Regions from separate parts of the Homo sapiens genome. Here region 1 is linked to region 2. A link is a contact called in ENCODE Hi-C or POLR2A ChIA-PET data. All regions are on one chromosome and are shown on one strand. The core of a region is the stretch at or near the end of the contact, and the rest is flanking DNA. Distances in the headings are between cores, read along the strand shown. Region 1 overlaps CACNA1D (calcium voltage-gated channel subunit alpha1 D). Region 2 holds the start of CACNA1D (calcium voltage-gated channel subunit alpha1 D).

Region 1 (3,494 bases), core at 777-3,276, 61 kb before region 2:
CTCCATGTTGGTCAGGCTGGTCTCAAACTCCCGACCTCAGGTGACCCGCCCTCCTCGGACTCCCAAGTGCTGGGATTACAGCGGTGAGCCACCACGCCTGGCCATAGACCACAGATCTTAATGTAAAACTATAAAACTTCTAGGAAAAAAACTGGAGAAAATCTTTATGATCTGTAGTTGGGCGAAGATTTCTTAGATACGACATCAAAAGTATAACTCATAAAAGGAAAAACCAAGTAACTGGATGTCATCAAAATTTAAAACTTTTGCTCTGCAAAACACACTTAGAGAACAGAAAGACAGCTGGGCATGGTGGCTCATGCCTGTAATCCCAGCACTTTGGGAGGCCAAGGTGAGCTGATCACTTAAGGTCAGGAGTTCAAGACCAGCTTGGCCAACATGGTAAAACCCCATCTCTACTAAAAATACAAAAATTAGCCAGACATGGTGGTACATGCCTGTAGCCCCAGCTACTCAGGAGGCTGAGGCAGGAGAATCACTTGAACCCAGGAGGCAGAAGTTGCAGTGAGCCAAGATCACATCGCTGCACTCCAGCCTGGCAACAGAGCAAGACTCTGTCTCAAAAAAAAATTAAAAAAAAAAAAGAGAGCAAGAGAGATAATAGAAAGACAAGCTATAGACTGAGAGAAAATATTTGCAAATCACATATCTGATAAAAGACCTGGATCCAGGATATATGGGGCACTTTTCAAATTGAACAGTAAAAAGAAACCCAAAAGACAGAAATAGTCACTTCACCAAGTCACCAAAATAATAATAAACAGGTGGCAAATAAGCGCATGAAATAACATAACATTATTATCCATTAGGAAATAAAAATTAAAACCAAAATGAGATACTACTACGCACCTATTACAGAAGCTAAAATAAAAAGTACTGACACGATTAAGTGTTGGCAAGAATGTGAAGCAACTATAGCTCTCATACACTTCTGGTGGGAATACAAAATGGTACAGCCATTTTAGAAAGCAGTTAGCTTCTTATAATGTTAAATATACAATTCCACTCCTAGGTATTTACGCTAGTGAACATCTATATTCATACAAAAACCTGTACGTTTCTAGCACCTTTTTATAATCACCAGAAACTGGAAATAACCCAAATTTCCTTCAACAGATAAATGGATAAACTGTACTATATCCATAAATGTAATATTACTCAGCAATAAAAAAGAACGATTTCTCCACACTCCTAAACATGGATGAATATCAAAGGCATTATGCTGAGTGATTCCATTTACATGACATTCTGGAAATGACAAAACTATAGCAATAGAGAACAGATCAGTGGTTGCCATGGGCTGGGGTAAAGGAAGAATAGGACTACAAGAGGCAGGATAAGTTTTGCGGGGGACAAAACTGTTCTGTTATCTTAATTGTGGTAAGAGATACAACAATTTATATGTTAAAGCTCACAGAACTGTATACACGTGCACACACCCCGATTTTTACTGTATGTTAATTTTTAAATTAATAAATAATCTGAGCAGTGTGTATCAAGAATAAAAAAGAATTTCTAAAGGCAGAGAAAGGAGCCCTAGATGAGAAGTAGGCAGGCATTCCCGTCTGCTGAGATGCAAACAGGGTTTAAAGATTCTTCCTTCCCAAAAGGTCAGGCGCAACTGATAACAAGTTGGGAGGAGGGGGTGGTGAGAAATGGACCATGATTGAGAATGATTTGAAGAGAAAAAAGACATGTGCCAATATAGCATTAAATGAAAGGGCTGTGGGCCTCAGGTTTAGAAAGTCCTAGATCTCTCTTTTATATGTGCCTTTTGTCAACTTATTTCTCTGTTCCCTGGGAAGTACCTCAGAAAAAAAAAAAAAAAAAAAAAACACACACACACACACACACACACCCACCAGAAAAAGCAGCCAGAGAGCAATAGGGGAAAGGGCAGAAGGTCCACCAACCACAGCCACTTTCACACTGAACTCCACGGGCAAAGCCCTATCCTGCATCTTGTTATACGACTGTGACTGAGAGCCTTGTTCAAATGCTCAATATTTTCCACAGCTTTGTAAAATACAGGGCCATAAAAAACATAGCTGGAAATCCCAGCATTGATTCATCTCACAAGCCCGTGACACTAAATGTTTGATAAGTCTTTCTCAGTTTCTAGTTCAATCATTTGGTTATGGCATCCTCATGGGACCACGCCAGATACACTACATAGAAATAGTAGGATATAAGCTATGGGAAACATAGTTTTGCTCTAATATAATTACAAGTTTTCACCTTCATTCTATTTCATTATATTCTCTTTAAAATGTCATAATCCTACATATTTGAAAATGATATTATCATTCACAATGCAAATTTGAAAAGGGGAAGTTGTTGTTTCTGATTAAGTCAATGTATGAGAGTCAGGGGTATTTACTATCTCCCTGGCTGCCAACAGAACCTTTTCCTGTTTATGACTAGAATGCAAATAGTCATTGAGCTCAGAAGAATGTTGAGTCCAAGAACTTAACCAGCTTTAGGCATCATTAATCAACAAAATATTGATTGTTTACTGGGTACAAGGCCATGTGCTGGTCCCTGGGTGGTTACAAATGGATAAGATGTAAGCCACCAATGTGCTTTAACCTCACGCAGCAAAAGCCACATAAACTGTGCTATGGGAGAGGGAACAAAGAAGAATCTAATCCCTACCCTTGAGGGAGACTAAAAAGTAACTAAAGAGAGAAGCGGAATGTATTTGAAAAAGACCTAGGAAACGGTAACGAAATCTAAGTGCATGTTCAATTCAACAGCCATCCTGTTGTGGACTCAAAGGTGGTGGCACGAAGAAGGGAGCCCCTTGAACTCATCAGGGCATGCTCACAGAGAAGCTGAGTTTGGCAGAAAGGCCTGGAGAGTGAGGGGGCTGTGAGGCTAGACACAGCATGACTTGTAGGAATTGCATATGATTGTTCATAGCAGTAAAAGCAAATTACTGACACAATTTCTATTTTTGTAACGTCTTTTTTCTGTGGTACAATACTAGACATTCTGGTTTTAAAACACACATATAGGCACACTTACAGTTTAGGACACCCTCACAAAGATTGACACAAATATGATTTGTATGATAATTTTCCACCTTTTTTTTTTTTTTGAGACAGAGTCTCACTCTGTTGCCCAGGCTGGAGTGCAATGGTGCCATCTTGGCTCACTGCAAGCTCCGCCTCCCGGGTTCACGCCATTCTCCTCCCTCAGCCTCCCAAGTAGCTGGGACTATAGGCACCCACCACCACGCCCAGCTAATTTTTTGTATTTTTAGTAGAGACAGGGTTTCACTGTGTTAGCCAGGATGGTCTCCATCTCCTGACCTCATGATCTGCCCGCCTTGGCCTCCCAAAGTGCTGAGATTACAGGTGTGAGCCACCATGCCCAGCCCATGATTTTCCACTTTAACACAAGTCTCTAGGTAACATATCTAGTATGGAAAGCTCCTACTGCAAAGGCTTAGGCCTTAGAAGAACCTTTGA
Region 2 (3,986 bases), core at 1,207-3,706:
CAATAACAGGGGAATCATTCACTCCTATGTTTCCATTTTGAATCTCATGTGCTATTTTTCACAAGCTGGGCTTTAGTCAGCTGGAGAGTCAAGAAAAGTCCACGAGCTCTGGTCTCAGTGTCAATCACACAGGATCACCGCTGCATCACACCCAGTGGGGTTAGTACTCCTTCACATCATGTCTTCACAAAGGGTCTTTTAGTGCATTTCTTCTGACAAAACTGAGGTCATTCCCACATTTACTCCGCATCTCTGATTTGTAAAACCCATCTATCTCTAATGAGTAACAGATACATACAACAGCTTTTCTCTAACATAACTACCACCATCACCAAGGGGAAAAAAAAAGGCAGTACCAATAATTCAATAGTCTTAATCATTTTCAGAGTGTTACTCCAACATCTTTCCACAGCCACAAATGCATTTTTTTCAGTACCGAAAAAAAATCTTCCATAGGCACCCAGGCAATACCAAAAACCCCATAACAAATATCTAGATTATGCACTGACACTTCCTGCAAATGAAAATTCATGATGCTTGGGACTCATTTCCTCCACAGGCTTCCGAAAACAGAAAACATCTTTAGGGCTTTTTTGCATTTTAAATTGCAGCAGCATCAGCCAAGCCAGCATCCAGAGAGACAGACAAGGCAGTCAGCCTGCACCCCTACACCTAGGATAGACTGACTGGATTATGCCAGGGGCCTCCAGGCCTAAGAGGGAATTATCTCCGTGTAGGTTGGTATCCAGGTGCACACAAGGCAGAAACTCAAGGAGGCTCCCTATGCGAAGCCCCCGCCAGCTTTGGGTCAGGCCATCTCCCAGGCAGATCTCCCAGGCACCTGCCGCCTTCCGCCACAGTCTCCTCACTGAAGCAGAAGTGAGAGAGGTGACAGCAAGGTAGAGAGATGGGCGTTTGCAAAGCCAATTATTGCTAAGTAAAGAGTCAAAGCAAGCACGGGTCTGAAAGCCTGAGAAGAGGGCAAAGCGGGCGAGCGGCGGGCAATCGGAGCGGGGACGAGTCGAGTCATGTCAAGCTTCTCCCTAGGGGAGCGCTCACCCGGAAAGGCTTCCAGCCGACAGGGGTTGGGGGGCACTGGCGGTCTCCAAAGGGGAGGGCTGGCCAGGAGCTGCTCCATCCTCCCTCGACCCAGCCCCGGCCGGCGTGGAAGCTGCACGTGGTGCCCGGGCCAGAGCTGGGGAGGGGAGCCCCACAGCGGCAGCGGCTCCCCGGGCATTGCTAGGTTACCGACGTGTGCACAGCCGGCGACGGGAGCGGGAACGCACGCTCCACCCGAACCCCTTTCCCCGATACCGAGGCCGGGCCTCCCCCGCGAGGGGATGGGTGTGCTTCACCCACCGGCGCGGAGGGCGAAACCGGGCAATCCTAGAATTTTCCGGATGCCACCAGGGACCTTCTTCCTAGTCAACGAGGGGGCGGGGGAGGAGTGGAAGGCGAGAAGAGGCTGGCAAGGGGGCTCCGGCTGAAGACTTGCGGCCCTCCTGCCATCGCTCGGGGGCGTTGAAGGAAAGTTGAGCCCGAGGACACTGAACCCGAATCACCCCGACTCGCCGCCCCTCCGGCTGCACCGCGCTCCACACACTCCACGGCCGCCCCCACCCCACAAATGCAGAATTAACTCTGACATTCAGGGCCTGGAGGGGAGCGCGGAGTGGCTGTCACGCATGTCCCCTCTCTGTGTAGACGACACCGAGCTGGCAGCACCCTCTCCAACCCCCTCAACCCATCCAGCGCCGCGGGGAAGGGGGAGGGGGCTGGAGGACCATGACAGGATCGGATTTGGCAGCGGGTGCCCGGGCTCTGGCTGCTCACCGTTCGCGTGGTCCGCTTGCTGCTGCCGTTGATGCTGCATTTTTTTCATCATCATCATCATCATCATCCACGAACATTTATTGAGCGACTACTGTGTGCAGGGCACTGTGCTGGGCGTTGAGGCGGGGGCGGAATGGGGAAGGGGATCACCAAGAGGTAGGAGCCGCGGTCCCTGCCCTTATTCTCGCTTCAGCAGGGGGGTGGGGAGGGACGGGGACAAATAACAGAAAATAAGGATAATTGATTTAAAAAAAAAACCGCTCGCCACCCAAGCTCTCTCTTTTTCAAAAATGGAGCAAAATAAACTTTTTAAAAAAATAAAATCCAATGTATATATTATCTTAATAATATATACATGTAATTTTTTGCTGCAAAGGAGAACTGGCTTGTCCCCTCCTCTAGCGGAGAGACGCCGCGGTGATGCCGGCCCGGCCGCCGGGGCCGCTCGGCGCTCCCCCCATGCCCGCCCGTCTGCCCGCCCGCCGCGGTGCCCGGTGCCCGCCGCCGCCGCCCGCGCCGCCGCTGGCTCGGGACCGCGGGCAGCCGGAGCTCACATCCGGGGACGGAGGCGCTCGCCCGCCCGCTCGCTCCGCGCCCGCCGCGCCGCGCCGCACGCCGGCTTCGCCCTGGCGACGCTGCGCGCCCGCCGCCGTCCCCCGCCCTCCGCCCGCCCCGAGCCGCCCACGGCCCGCGCCGCGCCGCGCCCCGGCGGGTCTGCAGCCCGGCGCGCGGTTCTGCCCGGCACCACTTGCGCGCTCGGGGTGGCCGTCGCGTGGGACTCGGGGTGCCGCCACCCCAGCCTGGCCCGGCTGACCTGCGGGCTCCAAAGGGTTAAGCGCGCTCCAGCGGCGGGCTGCCCGGTTAACCCCCTCCGCGCCGCACGGTGCGCTCTCCCCCCGGGACCCGGAGGAGGCAGGCGGCGCCAGTGTCTCCCGCGGCGCTGGGGTGCGGATGAACCGCTCCTCCCCGCGCATTTCTGGGCTGGGGGACAGCTCGGGCTCCCGCGCCGGCCCCGACTCCGCGCCGGCCTCCTCTGCGCACACCTGGAGGAGGCCCCGCCCCCTGGGAGCTCAGGTGCTAGCGGGCGGTAGCTGCTGCGGTCTCCGAGCTCATCCTCGTCAAGGCTCGGCCGGGCTCCCTGGCTGCTCCGGAGCGGGGCAGGCGCCCCCTGCTTTTCTCCGGCCCTTTCTGGAATCGGGGGGGTTGGGGTAGCCCGGGTCTGTAGAGAGCACTCACTACCCCAGGTAACTGCCTGCAGCTGGAACCGCGAATCCAGGGCGCCCCCCATCTTCTCCCCTGCCCTGCGCCTGGCCTGGCGTCGCGGAAGGCAACGGGGATGGGGGGCAATATCTCCCCCCACCCCACCCCGCCCCCACGTGTGTTTGGAGGCAGGTACAGGGAAGTCAAAGCCAAGGTCTTTCAAACCGCTCGTGTTGTTCAAGGAAATAGACGGTGCTGCTGAAACTGTTGCCTCCAGTCTGGGAGCTGAAGGGAGTAGTTTATTTTTTGATACCTTCGCTGGCTTGGATTTAGGGTGGGGGAGATTTGCAAACGGCAGCTCCTGTCTAAAGGGGAAAATACTTTATCTAGTGGATGACTGATATTTTTCATTTAGCTTTGTGCTGCCTGTTAGGAGAAGGGCGTCTGCTTTGTTACTTCACAGGATTCGATTTATTTGCTTTTGTTCCTATCTGCATGTTCCTACGGCGTTTTAGAACGTTTCAGAACAGTGACTTTAAAGCGAAAATAAAGTAAAAGCTCAGCGTGAATTAAGAAAAATAAGTGTTTATGGGAAGGTGCTCCTTACCCAAAGAGAACACACTAGTCATCCTCAATTGTTGGGGGGCACCTGGGCAGAGAGACTGGGGACCAGACAGAAGACTCTCCAGAGGCCTTCCTGAGGGGGTGTCTGGTCCGTGAGGATGAAAACAACCAGGCTCTTGTCCTTTTTTGTGCTTTGTTTTTGGAGACTGGAGAGGCGAGAAATCGCCCTACGGTCTAGTAACAATATAAAGCTGGCCTGGGCCACCTCTCCTATGGCTGCTTCTGATCCAAAATCTGAAGGGAATAGAAGACGGTTCCCTCCAAAGAAACTAGCCCATCCAAGGAGCATGTATGAAATTCACAAGTACACATGTCACTTTCAGAACTCC

The links. A loop is a pair of places that touch in the nucleus more often than their neighbours do. ChIA-PET counts read pairs that join two places held with the same protein, here RNA polymerase II (POLR2A). Pooled maps may share reads with other maps.
Region 1: a loop to region 2 is called in a pooled map, with 1.9 times the contacts of the local background. The contact joins the enhancer-like site here to the promoter of CACNA1D in region 2. A Hi-C loop is called at or near these places in 1 of 168 maps with a recorded cell type or tissue (sigmoid colon) and 1 of 50 pooled maps. POLR2A ChIA-PET finds 5 or more read pairs at or near these places in 1 of 52 experiments (WTC11).

What each region holds. Positions count from the first base shown.
Region 1 is chr3:53,553,823-53,557,316 of GRCh38, reverse strand. The region is part of intron 3 of CACNA1D (calcium voltage-gated channel subunit alpha1 D); the gene reads right to left. Among named protein-coding and RNA genes, the nearest start is that of CACNA1D, 61 kb to the right of the region's middle. Within about 2 kb of position 2,026, at least 2 of the 41 ENCODE cell types and tissues checked have a DNase peak (open chromatin) inside an H3K27ac peak, as active enhancers do.
Region 2 is chr3:53,493,081-53,497,066 of GRCh38, reverse strand. CACNA1D (calcium voltage-gated channel subunit alpha1 D) reads right to left here and starts at 2,456. Exons shown (of 48, transcript NM_001128840.3): 1 at 1,834-2,456. The coding sequence starts at 1,900. RefSeq lists enhancers at 607-1,391, 1,392-2,177, 2,508-3,007.